2 separate regions of the Homo sapiens genome follow, and region 1 is linked to region 2. Evidence: chromatin loops called from intact Hi-C (ENCODE). Cell type or tissue: Calu3. All regions are shown on one strand.

The links. A loop is a pair of places that touch in the nucleus more often than their neighbours do. Peaks named below come from ENCODE experiments on the same cell type or tissue, not always from the same donor. Only the 100,000 strongest peaks of a DNase experiment are listed, where the experiment ranks them.
Region 1: a loop joins it to region 2, with 2.9 times the contacts of the local background. A loop is called at or near these places in 2 of 110 quality-filtered maps.

What each region holds. Positions count from the first base shown.
Region 1 is chr1:107,666,237-107,674,236 of GRCh38, reverse strand. The region is part of intron 19 of VAV3 (vav guanine nucleotide exchange factor 3); the gene reads left to right. Among named protein-coding and RNA genes, the nearest start is that of MIR7852, 230 kb to the left of the region's middle. In Calu3, no CTCF peak of the experiment used is centred here; a DNase peak (open chromatin) is centred at 4,006.
Region 2 is chr1:107,588,041-107,596,040 of GRCh38, reverse strand. The region is part of intron 25 of VAV3 (vav guanine nucleotide exchange factor 3); the gene reads left to right. Among named protein-coding and RNA genes, the nearest start is that of MIR7852, 310 kb to the left of the region's middle. In Calu3, no CTCF peak of the experiment used is centred here; no DNase peak of the experiment used is centred here.

The DNA of each region.
Region 1 (8,000 bases), 78 kb before region 2:
TCTGCTTAACAGTTTGGAAATGGAAAGAATAATTTCTGCCAGTCTAAATATTAAACTTGAATGCAGTTGAATTTTTTAAAAGCTATTTTAAGGAGTTAACTATTTGAATCAATATATAGTTTTTAAATATCATGCAGTTCTGAAAAACTACCTTCAGATTATTTTGCAGTGTTGGCTTTTGGATAACTGCAGTAGTGACAGAAATACAATAGATATTTGTTGTCCAAGTATTATTTAAAAATGAGGCAGCATACACTTTTTAAAAAATGACACTTGAGCTTCTTTTGCTAGAGTTTTGCATTTTGTAAAGTTTATCTTAAAATATTCGGAAAATATAAGGAAGTGTAGAAAAAGTTCTCTGGACAAATTACCTATAATCCTCTCACTCAGCTAATCACCCTGTATACTTTTGTTACACACTTTTTTCCTCATATGTTTATTTTTTATGTGCAGCCACATGTTTATTAAATGCCTATGTTTCCAGTTTGGTATTCTCCTTTTATCACTTAATTTTGTTTCATTGAGCGAATTTGTTGATTCATTTGTTCTTTCAACTCTTTGACAAGTATACTGACTTGGTGTTAAGTGTACAAGAATGAACAAGATGTGTTTTCCCTCACACAACTCCCTATGTCCTGGAGCAAAGGTAATGGTGAAGATTTGAGATCAGGGAGATACAGAGGGTATACTTAAAAGAGGCATAGACTTTAGATATGTGAGCATCAGGAAATGATGTCTAACCTGGAATCCAGGATATGAGCAGGGATCAACAGCATCTAAATGGAGAGAAGAGGGTTGCAGGCAGAGGGAACAGCTCCAAGAAAGGCCCTGAGTTGGAGAAGGCACAGGATGGTTAGGGTTGGAGCAGGAGAGCCATTCACAAAGAGAATGGAAGGAAAACCAAGGCAGGATCTTGGTTGATGCACATCAAGGAATTGGACTTTATTCTGATGAACAGATTGAGCCTTTGGAAAGGTTTTATCCAGAGGAGTGACATGGGCAGCTAGGACTGGTTGAAAAGATCACCCTAGCCGCACTTGAATCTTGAGTCATTAAATACTCTTCAGAAAAAAGGAAGTGGGTTTTAGTATAATTTATTGTTGAACATTAGTCTTTCTAATTTTTATTTTTATAAATGCTTTGAGGAACATCTGTGCATGAACATACTTTTCCATATGGCTGATTATTATTTAACAATGGCGTCATAGAGGTACAATATCTGGGTCAAAGCATATGAACTCCTAGATTTTGGATGTAGATGTTGCCAAATTTACCTTTTAGAAATGTTACATTGAATTATGTCCCCACATATTATTGGGGTATGAGAATATGTCTTATTTTATGCCCACCAACCTTGTATTGTTCTTTTCACTATAAGTCATTAGATAGGAAAATAATAGTATCTTACTATCATATCATAGTAGTTGATACCATAATATGAACTTCCTTGATTTTTAGTGAGATAGATTATTTTAATGTTTTTGGCTATGTGTATTTTTTTCTGAGAATTATCTATTATGCTTACTCCCTCTTTCTATTCAAGATTTGGTGCTTTTCTAAATTACTTGTAAGAATATATGTGTGTGTGTGAGAGAGATCAATCTTACATTTATCGAAAATATTTTTATATTTTTTTTCTGGTGTATTTGTTTCTATATAAAGTTTTAAATTTACCAGGAGTCAAAGTTACAGACATTTTATTTATGATCTGTTTTACTGCTTTTATGCTTAGAAAATTTTCCCTCCTCTGACTTATTAAACACCTACTTATAATTTTATTGTTTAATTTTTGTAGCATTTGGCCATTTAACTTATTTTTAAGTAATAACTTATTTAACTTATTTTTATTTAAGGAATAGATTTTAATTCTGTGACTAATTCCAAATGTACATTAAAATGTTTTTCAGGATTTACATTACAAGATTTTACAGAATTTAAATTTATCTTTTTTTTTTTTTTTTTTTTTTTGAGACAGAGTCTTGCTCTGTTGCCCAGGCTGGAGTGCAGTGGCAAGATCTTGGCTCCCTGCAACCTCTGCCTCCCAGGTTCAACCGATTCTTGTACCTCAGCCACCCAAGTAGCTGAGATTGCAGGTGTGTGCCACCATGCCTAGCTAAGTTTTTGTATTTTTAGTAGAGGCAGTGTTTCACCATGTTGACCAGGCTGGTCTCAAACTCTTGGCCTCATGTAATCCTCCCGCCTTGGCCTTGCGGCGTGCTGGGATTACAGGTGTGAGCCACTGCACCCAGTCTAAATTTATCTTTTTTGTTATTGCATAACAACCACAATTATATTGTGTACTTTTTGTTTTGTGCTTTATTATACACATAGCTTGCTAAAATTGTAAGTTATCTTGTGCAAAGCATGTCACAATACATGTTCTGTATATATAGGAAATTACGTTTTAAACAAATATAAATACTTAATATTGAAATAGTCAGTTTTGTTTTGTTTTTTTTGGTAAAATATGACAAACTAAGCCTAACTTCCCCAAGGATTTTCAGAAGTAGGAAGAAAAATATTCTATGGCTCTGCCTTTTGAGTTCAGAGTAGCTCCTCCCGTTGTTCTTATTTCCTTTTGTACATATGTGTCTCCCTTTATTTTACAAATCCTCCTCATCTTAATTTACTCTGCTGCTCCTGGGAGTGAGACTAGACCTATTATTTTAAAAGAGCTTTAGTTTTAGTAATTCTTCATCTAAGTATGAAAATTTCAACTTCTACTTTATTTGAAGTATGCAGTAGATATGTTCTCATTTCAAAAACAGTGTGGAGATTCTACACTTTCAAGTTCTAATTTGGCAAGTCTTATATGTCATCATGAAAATATTAGGTGTTTAATAAATAGACTTTCTTGGAGAAGTCGGTTGTAAGCAGGTAGAATAATGACTTTGGATTCCTGCCTGGCATGTTGCCCCTTATGATCTGTTCACAGAACGTGCTTCTGGATGTCCAGATATTAACCGTTGTGATCATAGCTACCTCTTATATCAAATGCCCCAACAAAATCGTGTGATGTCTTCAGTTCAGGACAGAGCTTTCCTTCTTGGGAGTAAGAATTACTCTTTCAGTTTGTCTAGAGGACGTGAACATGATTAGATAAACAAAACATGAAAGTGTACATATATTTCTCTACCTCCACCTACCATTATAGGCCTAACATTATAGCTTTTCACTCCCAGAGGAAGAAACTTTGCCATTTCAAAAAACTGTAATGCCATGCTTTGGGGATCCCAGATTTAAATATTTTATGCATCTTCCATTTAAATTCAAGCAGTATCCAAGAACAGAATCTGGCCAATGATTTTGAGAAAACGAAATGGCAACACCTTCTTGGAACCTCAAACTGTTCAAGGATTTTTTTTTCTAGCAAAACAGGAAGAAATTGGGGGAAAAGCATATGGACTCAGGTTGAGCATATGATGTATTTTCAACTCGAGTCGGCACTTTACTCATATTTGTAGTGTGACTTAAAATTAATTTGGGTGAAGCACTCAGATTTGAGGGAGGAAAAAAAATCCCTATTTGGGACTAAGTCAACATTTGTGGCATCTCATTAATCGCTGCCTTATGTAACTGCTTTCCCCACCTAAAGAGAAGCTACTGGGATGAGAAAAGTTTATAATATTAATGCCAAGTACAGATCTTGCCTCTCCCAAAAGGAGTTCATTAATCACCATCGAAGCACAAGAACAAACATACTTCATGTCTCTTGCCAGTTTTTTTCAATAACATTTCTGAAAGGCAAAAAAAAAAATATGTTTAATCTTCATTTGCAAAGGTTTTAATTTGGCTGTTATTTAATTTGTGATAATGTTATGTAAATTTAACATGCTCTGAGAATGCCCAGGCATAGGGTATAGAAGTAGAGTGTGTTGGTTAAGAGTTTGGGCCCATGGATCAGAGAGATCTGGATCCAGATTCTTGGCTTTGTTACCTCCTCTCTGTGTGGTCATAACACAGGCAAAGCACTTCAAGCTCAGTGCTTGCTTGGCACGAAATAGCTGGCAAAGAGCCAGCAGTGATGGAAATTCTTACTCTTACTGGTAGGAAGCAGTATGGGCATCAAGTTTGAAAACATGACTTTCAGTCCAAGCTGCTGTGCAAATCTTTGGACAATTTAATAAGCCTCAGTTTTCTAATCTGTAAAATGGAGATGAAAATACTCACCCTACCCACATACACTGGCACAAATGATATAATGTATTAATCAAGATAGAAAACTGAACCTAGCCATGGCATACAAAATCATGTCATATAATTTTGAAAAGTGCAAAGTTGTGAAATCATCTTTATTTTGCCATGTATCTCAGATTCTCAACTGTAACATTATTTGGGTGATCAGTGTGTAGTATTGATTATATTTTAGTGTCAGCCATGTAGTTACTCTCTCCTCTAAGGAGTTTTTTATTACCATTCACTGGAAAATACACAGCTTTTTCTTTGCAATTATTTCTTTACCTCTTTTCTTCTGCCTTCCAATTTAAAATTCATGAGTAATACAGCACCTCACGAATAGATGAAAGGGATGACAATCTAAAAAAAAAGAAAAAACTAATGTAAACCTCATGCTGGAAAACAGAAACACCAATTTAAACAATCATAAATAGGAAAAACAAAAAAACCTGTTGTGCAAGAAAAGGAGGCTCTAGTCTACCTTTATTTACAACCATCAGCTACCGAGTATCAAAGATAGGAATGGATCCATGGTGAAATTTTCAGGCATTCTTGAAAATGTGTTTATTTCTTTCTTGTCTTTATTAGATGTGCCCTGTCTCCTTCATTTCTTTATTTCCATGGCCCCTGCTACTAGAAGCATTGTAAAAAGCCAAAAGAAGAACAAGAAATTCTGAGGACATGGGTGAAAATGCAGCCTTGAGGTTTCTGAAAATAACAGGAGACAGACAAGGCTGGTGTCCAGCAACAATACTGGGTAGCTCTTTTTGTCCCCACTTACACAGCGAAGGATAAAGAAGAGATCCTATGGACACTTAGTAAGGATTACTTCATGTTTTAATTCAAAGTACTTTGGAAAGAAGACTTTGAGCAGAGTGGAATAGCAGGAGGTTTTTGTAAGGTGAAATAGAATGAAAGTGCAGCCAAGAATTTTTCTGTCTTCAATTTTAAAGAACACCGGCATAACTCATTTTTCTTTTTTTCCCCTGTGTTCTTTTTGACCTTCTTAGCAGCTCCTGACTTTCTCCCTTGGGGATTTTTCTCTGTATAGTCAGCGCTGACTCCCTTAGAAATCCTGAACCCCACACCCGTATCGCGAAAGAGTTGAAGAGAATTCAAATAAACACGTTGAGATAAGTAGCTTGTGAACTAACTGTTACAGCATGCCTCTGTAATAAGATACTGCCAGCTAGAAGCTAAAATAAAGTGAAATTCCATTTAACATGTGACAATCAAAACTGTATGTTTCTCCTAAAAATATAAGCTAAAGTTAATGTTAGACATTAGAAATTCATACTGAAACACCTACATTCATTTAATGGTAAATTTCTTTAGAATTGTTAGTTTCCTCCTCTCTAGACTGTCCAAACATAGTTCCTGGGACCACGCCTGTAGTTTCTTTCTCTCACTACAATGAGGAAAAAGTTGATGGTTTGCTAATCTCTTATTCTACACATTTCATTGTACTCCATGACTGCAAATTCATCTTTGTATGATTTATATGTCAATCAGCATGTTGGTGAAGTAGCCATGGAATGAATGTTAGAGTGATATTTGTTGATGTACTAGAGGTTTTACATGCTTTATTTTTAATTTCACAACAAAGCTGTGAGAGGTATTATGCCCATTTTACAGATGAGGAAGCTACACTGAGAGTTGTGACAGGTGTCCAAATTCATGTAAGTAATAAACGCTGAAACTGAGCTTTAAACCAAATCCTTATAAAACTTCCATATATGTGTTTCCATAACTAGAAGAAGCATTGTATGTTTTTAACTAATTTAGCAGTCTTGTAGGAATGCATTCATTAAATCAGTGCACTTTATCAGAAGATTTATTTTTTAGCCAGGCTGGCTACAATTATGGATCATGCCAGATGCTCAATGGAGGGAGGAAGTGAGATGAAGTAGGCTAAAGAGAAATAATCTTGGTCAGATTGAAGAAGGATAAGCACTCTTAATTGTCAATATCAAATGAAAGGAGAAATATGACCTTGATGTGAAGGCTTAAGGCAGGGTTGCTATCATATGACTGTCTGGGTCCTGGATGAGAGAGGACCAGCTGAGGTGATTGGAGAGCCTGGGAAAGAGCTTCTCGGAAGGGCCCAGTTGGGCAAAGGGCAAGCAGACACTGCAGATGGCCCCTCAAGTCTCTGCCAACCTTGGGATGCTACGATTCCAAGCAAGGAAGGAAGCTCATTCCACATAGAGTTTTAGATCTTTCATTAGTGTGCCTTTGATTTTAACGTGATTAGAAAATAAAATCATAGCAAAATATCAGGAAATGACCCCAAACTAATGTAATAAATGCTGCTTCTGTTTGTTTTTTATACTGTCTTTTCCCTTAATGTCTTCATTAAGATTTGTGTAGAAAACAGGGTTTTAAGCAGGATGTTGCTATTTTAAATAATTTATAGAGGATGATTGTTTTTCTGTGTTGTGATTTGTTTGTGTGTGTGTGTGTATAATAATCCTAACATAAACCATCATCAGCGAAACCATCACTAATGATAGCAATAAACCTTATCATAAATTCATTTACATTATTTTGTGTAAAAATTGCATCTCATTTCCTAGGCACATATGGAGACATTGTTGGATTATATTTCCTGCATTGCTACCCCATTACAGGCATGCTCTTACATGCATGTGTGGGTGGCCAGACAATATAAGTGGTTAAAAAATTAGTTTTGTAGTTAGCATTGCACAGCTCAGTGCTTTTTCTCACTACTTAGCAGTGTACCCTAGTCCATCCTTTGTTACTGGGGGTGTTATTAGCATCCACCTTCCAGAATTTCTGTGTATTGATTAACTGAGAGACTATATTGTGGAACATTAGCACAGTGTCTGGCTCTTTGTCCATACTAATAAATGGTAGATATTAGCATCACCTGATTTTTGCCACCATCTATACATTCCTGGAGCAGAGGTATAGAAGGTGAGCTAAAACCTATAGAGGCAGCTTCTGGATACCAGACTCTCGAGGCCATAGCCATGCTGTTGTCTTGTTTTGATTTTAAGTGTCCAGATCCATTAGAGCAGAGGCAGCAGTACAAGCTGCTGGCTCTTACATGTTTGGCTTATGATGCCTTTTTGAAAATCAATGATACAGAAACTCCAGAGCTAGGCTGCCTAGGTTTGAATGCAGTCTTCACTATTTACCAGCTCTGTGACCTTGCTCAAGTCACTTAAACCCTCTGTACCTTAACTTCTTTAAAATGGAAATAATAAGACCCACTTCATAGGGTTGTCATGAGGCTTAAACGAGTTAATATATACTAAGGTCATAGAACAGGGACTGGCACATAATTTATATATATACAAATTAGCTGGGTGTGGTGGTGTGCACCTGTAGTCCCAGCCACTCAGGACGCTGAGGCAGGTGAATTGCTTGAACCCAGGAGGCAGAGGTTGCAGTGAGCTGAGATCGTGCCACTGCATTCCAGCCTGGTGGCAGAGTGAGACTCCGTCTCAAAAAAAAAAAAAAAAGTCTCAAATGATCTTGCCATAGAAGTATGAAAGGGAGTGAGGGATCAGAAGCCACGGTGATCTTCTGTGCTGCTTCTGGAAATAGTGGCTCCTGGTCCAGACATCACAGATTTCACCTACCTGCCATAGTTAATGGCCATCACAGTCCTGAAAGCCCACACACCAATTTCCAAATTGCAGATATCACCTTGCTTCAGGTCACTCTGGCATTCTCCAAGAACTATATTTTTGAGAAATAAGACATTAACTCTTATATTTTTTTCCCTTAAGAGTAAGAACATTGTTCGTTATTCATGAGTGCCAGTAGCCAGTTCTGTGACTTTGGTAGCTCATTTA
Region 2 (8,000 bases):
ACATGTCTAATTATAGATCTTTATGGCAAATTAAAAATTATGTTTATGTCCAAAAATCCAGCAGAAACGTAAAAGATATGCTAATATTTACATTTCATACTTTTCATTGACTTTTATATTAACTAAACTCTTTTTAACTTACATGTAATGTGTGAGGTCATAATTCTGTTTGAGTAATAGTATTTAAGCAGGGCTGGTACACAGCTCTCCAGTTAGCCTAGTATCTCAAATCTGCTTATGGTCTATTTCAATGACTACTTTAAGAATTTTGACATTACTAATGTGTTTTTTTGGATGCTAGTATTTCTAAAACCATACATTGGCCACTTTCTTTCAGAATGAGCTGTGTGCTACAACTAATCACAAAAGATTAGCATGCAAACAAAAGCATGTTATGGTTGGACTGTGAGTCTAAGTCGAAAACCTTTTCTCTCATCGTTTAATGTTACATAATCTTCCTGGAGATAGAGCATGTAACAAAAAAATTGAAAAATGTCATCAAGAAGGTGTGATTTTATTTTCTTAATCTGATATCACTTTATTTTTTTTAAATAAGTGTTTTGGGGAAGAAGTGAATACAATTTCATTACTCTTAGAATCTTTAGCCTAAGCAACACTGGGATATCTAGAGGTATTTGAAAACAGAATTTGCGTCGGTTTAATATAACTTTATATTTTTCCTTGAAAGCAGAAACTGAAAGGGGAACAGGTAATGCTCTGGGTTTCAACAACATCAGTGAAGTTTTATACATTTCAATTCAAGTAAACAAACAATCTGTCACATCAACTGACATATTTTTTATTTAAGTAACTTAATATATGTTTTCCTCACAGTGATCAATGATGTATGCCTAAGCTCGTGCAATGAAAGTAGAGCGAACTTTATGTTAAAACTTTAAACACCTATTAGATTTTATGGTGTTATTTTTTAGCCCAAGATTACCTGATTATTTTAGATTCTCAAATAGGCATAATTTTTGCTCATTCAAAAATGGAAGTTTTCTCCAAAAAAACAATTTTCCTACCAATATCTTAAAACTCTGTTGAAGCTATGACATTTCCCCCAGCATGAAACATGTAATTTTCGAAGCTCTGTTTCTTTGCCTTCCCAGCAGCAAGAGATAATAAAAGTTGCCAGGGAGGTCAGTTAGATGAAAAATCCTGTTTGAGTTGTTCACTTAGCTCTAGAGAGCCTAGGAGGGAGAAGTGGGGCAGACAGGGAGAACAGATGTCCCATATTAGGTAGGAAGGTCACTAACCCTCATATTTCACTCTGTGGTTCACTCCCAGCCAATTCCTTAGTGTTTAGTACATGGAGGTACTCAGAGAATGTAGCCCGGCAATGAATGAAGTTGTCTAACTTAAAATTATGTCTCATGTTTAATGAAGTATTTAATGCTCAACTTGTTTGACAACTAAGAAGGGAATTACAGGACTTTTTCTTAAAAAAAAGCATAGCCAGTAGAATGTCTTTGAATATCCATGCTAGCCCCAGATAAATTTTTCAGCAAATAAACTCATGAGTTCAAACTTCCCTATCCAGTCTTTTTAAGAGATTCTGACAACTTGAATCAAGCCACTAAAACTTTTTTTTTGTAATTGTGAAGGGAAAGCAAACAATTCATTGAAAATTTTATATTTGTTATCGTTTGGTTTTGTTCATCAATTATTCATTCATTCGTTAAACAGATATATATTAAACACCTAACACATACAAGGCACTGTTCTGGTTCTGGGATATAGCAATTAAGAAGACAAAGTTCCTGCCTTTATGGAGTTTACATTTCAATGGGGAAACTCAGGCAAGTCTGGTTTGGAGGAGTTTCATATTTTTATATAGAGTGGTCAGGTAAGATCTCCCTCGTAAAGCAACTCAAAAGGAGAGAAGGGGTGTAGGTTGGTAATGATTGCACAGTGGTTAACACTCCAAGATTAGTCATTCGTTACTGCAAAGAAGGATTACAATCTTAGATCAAATTTGTGATACCATTCCAGTGTTTTATTTACTTTATACTAACTTTGTATAAAGTTAGAGGAAGACTAAGATGGTTCTGAGGACTAAATGAGGTGTTCTATATAAAGCACTTAGCATAGTGCTCTTACATGGTAAACAGTAAAAGTTACTGCTGACTCTACAACTTCTACTTCCTCTACTACTGCTGCTACTTCTAACTCTTATTCTAACACAGTACTTTCCTATATTTCTAAGGCTTGAATACATTTACTAATTATGACTCATAGCAATGTACATCTTTGCCTTTATGATTTTTTAAATATAACTTGCTTATTTTTATACCAAGTCTTGATAAAAGCTCACCCTTAAAGAAAGACTGCTTCTATTTTTATGCATTTTATACATCCCAGGAAGTGGTAAGGAGGAAATGCTGCATGTTTGTATAGAAAGATTGTGCAAGATGTCTTCATATTGCTTACCTTTGGTTCATAGCTTTAGGTATGCTGCTATCATCTAAAAATAACATTTGCCAAGCATTATTACCTTGGGATACTGGGTTGGACAGAAATGGCATCTCCATTACTTCTAAAAGTCCTTGGAGGATACAGAGCAGGCAAGGTAAAGCTTGGAACCATTCTGTGTTCTGAGTAGAGGTTGAGAATAGAACTTCAACTCCTGAAACCTGCTGTTTATTATTGTTATTATTTTTAAATAATCTAGTCACCTTGGAAAAGAAAGCCCCAGGGCACTGTAGTGGCCACTTACTTTTGGGCTACTCTAGGTTAGAATGTTCGTAGAATGTTTACCAATTATTTTTTCAAGTATGTACAATGTGATAAGATTATGACAGGACTATCTTATGCAAATTCAAAGTAACATCTAAAAAGATATTGATTAGAATTAAGCAAGTGTCCAAAGTATTGGGCAAGGAGCATAACATTTTAAAGTTAGGGGCCCATTGTAGGCTGTCTCTCAGCCTCTCTCCCAGAGTGATGGGATTTTATCTTTGTCTTTGGAATGACTTAAGAGCATTTCTAAGGGAGAAGAAAAGAGAGAAAGAAAAAGAACAAAGAGAGAACTCAGGCATAGCAGGGAGCTCTTGGGCTTCCTCTAGAAACTTCAGTGACTCCATGAAAGATGTTCTATGGATCTTTGTAAAAATCCCATTATTTTCCAAAATGGTCATCTCAAACCTGCCTTAGATTGCTTTAGGTTTACCTGTAGGGCTTGTATATTTGAAGGGCATTAAATTGACTTTTGCATTTCTTGCTCTACAATGAACACATAATTATTTTGAGGTCTGCCAGAGTAGCTGTCTGACCTTAGGCGAGTCACTTAGCCTGTCTGGACCTTAGCTTTCTCATCTGATGAATGAGGAATGAAATTAGAGATTTTATAATGTTCTTTTAAAAATAGCATCTTAGGTTTTTTCCTTTGTTTGCATGAGAGAAGCAGGTAAGGTAATGTTAACAGATTGGTGCATTAGGAAAAGTTGTATGTTTAGCTATTTTGTGACCCATAAGCAGACCTTAAATATTTTGCCAAGTTTTTATTTGTAGAGAATTAGTTGGGCCACAGAGTAGAGTTGGGTAATTTTTTTAAATGGCTATCACTATATTTATATAATATCCAAGTATCTTCTGTAAGAACTTATTAATTACAAAAGGGTAATAGTAATAACCAAGTGATTGAAGTTAACATCCCTAATAATGGGACAAATAAATATCATGTACCTCCTAATATAATGCTCCAAGCAGGACAAACCAACACTTTGGTGGTATTATTGTCCCCAAAAAGCATAAGTGGAATCTAATCATGAGGAAACATCAGACAATCCCAAACTAAAAGACATTCTGCAAAATAATTGGTCTATACTCTAAAACCTTCAGTGTCATTAAAGAAAAAGTCTGAGGAACTGTTTCAGATTAAAGGAGACCAAGAGATGTGACAACTACATATAACATGTGGTCTTGGATTGAATCCTAGAACAGGGGTTGGGAAGATACATACACACACACACACACACACACGTATGTATATATATGTGTGTGTGTATAGTAACATATTTTGTATATGTTATAAAATATGTGTGTATATATGTTGCTATAAAAGATGTGATACAATTGGCAAATTTTGAATAAATTCTCTTGATTAAAAAATAGTACCGCATCAATGCAATTTTCTGCTTTTGATAATTGTACTGTGGTTATATAAGAGAAGAGAATACCTTTGTTTTTCAGGAACGTGTGCTGAGTATTTAGCAATAAGGGGCATTATGTCTGCAATTTATTCTCAAGTGGCTCAGGAAAAATACATAGATTGATAAAGCAAACATCATAAAATGTTAACATTTGGGGAGTCTGAATGAAAAATATGTGGGAATTCCTTTTGCTCTCCTTGCTACTTTAAGTCTGAAATATTTCAGAATAGAAGTTTTCAGTTGTGGAGATGATCCCATTTGCTGGCTATATCTGAAGAATTGGGAGGTAGTGACAGTGTCCTTCTTTTGCCTGCTTCAGACATAGAAGCGTCTGGTCCATTGATTTCAGGACGTGTGGAACACTAGCATGTACTGAACAGATCATATTTGAAGCCATCCGTTCCTTACCTGTGACCTCATTGGATTTGCTTCATTCATTCATTCATTCATTTATTCATTCATTCATTCATTCATCCCTTTATCCTGAAAATATTTTCAGTACTTAGTATGTGCTAGGCCTTGTGCTAGATACTTGAATTATAATAGTGAATAAGATACACAATCTGGTGAACAAGAACAGACAAAAACAAACACCTTCAATAATCACAAATTTTGATAATCCTTATGAAGCTGAAGCATAAGTGCAAGGAAATGGGAGCAGGGCCATTTAGCCTTCAGGGTCAGAGAAGGGCTTTTTGAAGAAGTGACAGTCAGGCTAAACTTAAAGGATCTACAAGAGCTGACAGGGTGTGGGGTGGTGGCCAATAGGGAACCTGCATAGCAAAGAGGTCGTTTGTGTGAAGGTTCATAAGCATTAGAGAACTTCATATTTTTAAGGAACTGAAAAAGGACCAATGTGTTGTGAGTATAGTAAGTGGATTCTGATATTTGCACTAGGAAAGTATTGAAGTTTTACAGACAGAAAATGGCATGAACTAATTTACATTGTCTTAAAAGACCACTGACTGTTCCTGAGGAGTGGCCTAGAGGGAGGCATGCACAGAGGGAAGATGAGTTAGGAGGCTATTGCAGATGTCCGTGAGAGGGATAAGCATGCTTTGAACATGAGTTGCATAGTGACAGCAGAGAAGGATAGTGGCAGGTTTGCGTATATCTTAGAGGTTGAGTTGATTGGATAAAGGATTTGAAATCAAATTAGTACAAGTATGGTACATAAGTATTTGCTTTGGACAACTGGCAAGTGATAAAACCATTAACAATCCAGGAAACAGAAGAGATAGAACAGATTTAAGAGAAAAGAGAATATATTCAGTTTTGCACAGTGTTTAGGTACCTGCGGATATTCAATGGTTCAGGATGCAGCTGGCACTGAGGAGAGTGGTCTGGATTGAAGGTAGAATTTTATGAATCATTAATACTCCATTTCATAGTTCACATAGAATATAGTGATGTGAGAATTATAGGCATTTGTATATAGGCTTAATTTCTTCTGGTGCATTGTTTGCTGGAGCCCTAGAAGCCAGGACCCTTTGCTTGTCATTCTCAATTGTACTTTTGCACATGCCTTGCATGAAATAGCCTCAGAAGGGGCTAAATAAGAGAAGTCAGAGTCTAAGGTTCACAGGAGACACAGCAGATATTAGAGTGCTAAGTTGAAACTGGAAAAGCATGGGAATATGGGTGAGTTTGAAAACAAAGTGTAGATCAGCATGTTCCTTTCAGTGTGGTGACAAATAGTGTAGCAATTCTTCAAAGATTGACAAAGGCTACTTTTGTCATTGGAGCCATAAGTTTGACCTTGCAGGAAGAAGTAGAAGCCAGAACAGAGCCTAGGCTGTCTCTCCCTGGGTGTGGTCTCTTTCCTGTCACCCACTGTCCCCATTATTCTATTCACCATCCAACAACATGCTTATCCTTCATTTTTAGTCAGTATTTTGGGTAGAAACAGAAACTTGGATAATTTGTGTCGTATTTATTTAACTCAGTAGAACATAAAGTAGCATTCTTATTCCTGATAATTCCTTAAACATCCTAATAATTCCTTAACTACTATTTATTAGTTATATTACAATAGAATAGAGACAATATTTATTATCTCCTTCGTACAGGTTCCTAACCATCCACTTAACTTAGTTTCTCCCTTGCCCTTTTAATTCAGCATTCCCATATTCACCTGCCTTTATTTTCTGATTTTATTGTATCCTCAGTTTTTTTGTCATCTTTTCCTCGGTCATTTTGCAATTGGGTTTGATATGATCTAATTTTATTCTGGTAATTTAAATATTTGTTTTAATCTCATTATATTGGTTTCCTAGTACTGCTATAAAATTATCACGAACCAAGTGGCTTAAAACAACAGAAGTTTACTCTCTCACCCTTCTGGAGGCCAGAAGTTGAAAACCAAAGTGTTAGCAGGGCTAATTCTTCCTGGAGGCTCTGAGGGAGAATCCCTCCCATGCCCCTCTCCCAGTTTCTACTGGCAATCCTTGGCATGGCTTGGTTTATAGATGCACCGCTCCAGTCTCTGCTGGTCTTCACGTCACCTTCTGTGTGTATCATTGTCCCTTCTTTTCTCTTATGGACACCTGTCATTGGATTTAGGGCCCACCCAAATACAGCTTGATCTCATTATGAGATCCTTAACTGAATTACATCTGCAAAGACCCCTGTTTCAAATAAAGTCACATTCACAGGTTCACAGGTCCTGGGTGGGCATATCTTTTTGAAGGGCCACCATTCGACCCACTGCAGTTCCACTGTATTAATTTTAAACTTTTCTCTAAAATTTTCCATCCTTATTCTAATTTTTCTTTTTGTCATTTTGTAACTTGGAGTTATAAGAGGACTTTACATTATTACAGCAGTCAGGCAGTCAGTGAATGAGATTTATACAAGAAAAACACTACTTTAATACAAAAAAAAAGTGTTTTCAATGAATTGTATTGCCTTTCCATGGTGAAATGCCTTATCTTTCTGAGAGACTGCACTTCTAGCCAATGCAGGCTCCTAAACAATACTTGAATGACCATTTGTCTGAAACATTGTATTAAATATTTTATATGGAATAAGAGAACCTAAGAATTCTGAAATTCAATAATTTGATGATTAACAGGACACTCTTACTTTTCAAACCCCTTTTACAAATATCAGATCAATATCTCCAATGGAGTATTCCAGGAATCTCTAGCCCTGTGAGAAGTACCATGAAAAGATTTCTTTTGTCAAACAGATATATAAGAAATGCTGCTAGTATGATGTATTCCCTTCTAGGAAAGTGACAGTTTATCTAGAGTTTTCCCCAGTTTATTTCATCATGCAACACTGTCTCATAGTGTTTAATGCTCATGTTAGGAGGCTTAAAAGAGTTAGTAGGTGTGAAATACTGAGAATAGCATCTCACATGTGGGAAGTGCTATGTGTTTTGCTCCTGCTATTACTACTGCTGCTCCTGCTACCACTTCCAATACTGGTACCCAGTGTGAAGTGTTACATTAGCCTCATTTGACAATTTTAAGTATATTTATAAAGTCCTTCTCCTTTTCCCTGATACTTTGGTTTCCTACTTCTATTTCCTGGATACACACTATTCCGGTATACACACTATTCTATGGACTAAGTTAGTTATAACATATTGCTGACATTTTTATATTCTTCTCTCTTCATTTATGATGTCCACATAATTTACAGTTCTTGAACAACTGATCAACTGCAATTGCACATCTTCATTAGTAAGTGATGCTGGGCTTCCCTTTTTTATTTAGTTACTTCAGGATCTTTACCAGCTACTCTAAAGCATTTTTATTCTGAGCCTGATGGCTTTAAAAGTTAGCAACCAGTATCCAGGATCCCTTCAGAATATGGCTTGCAGGTGTAAATTCTACAGAT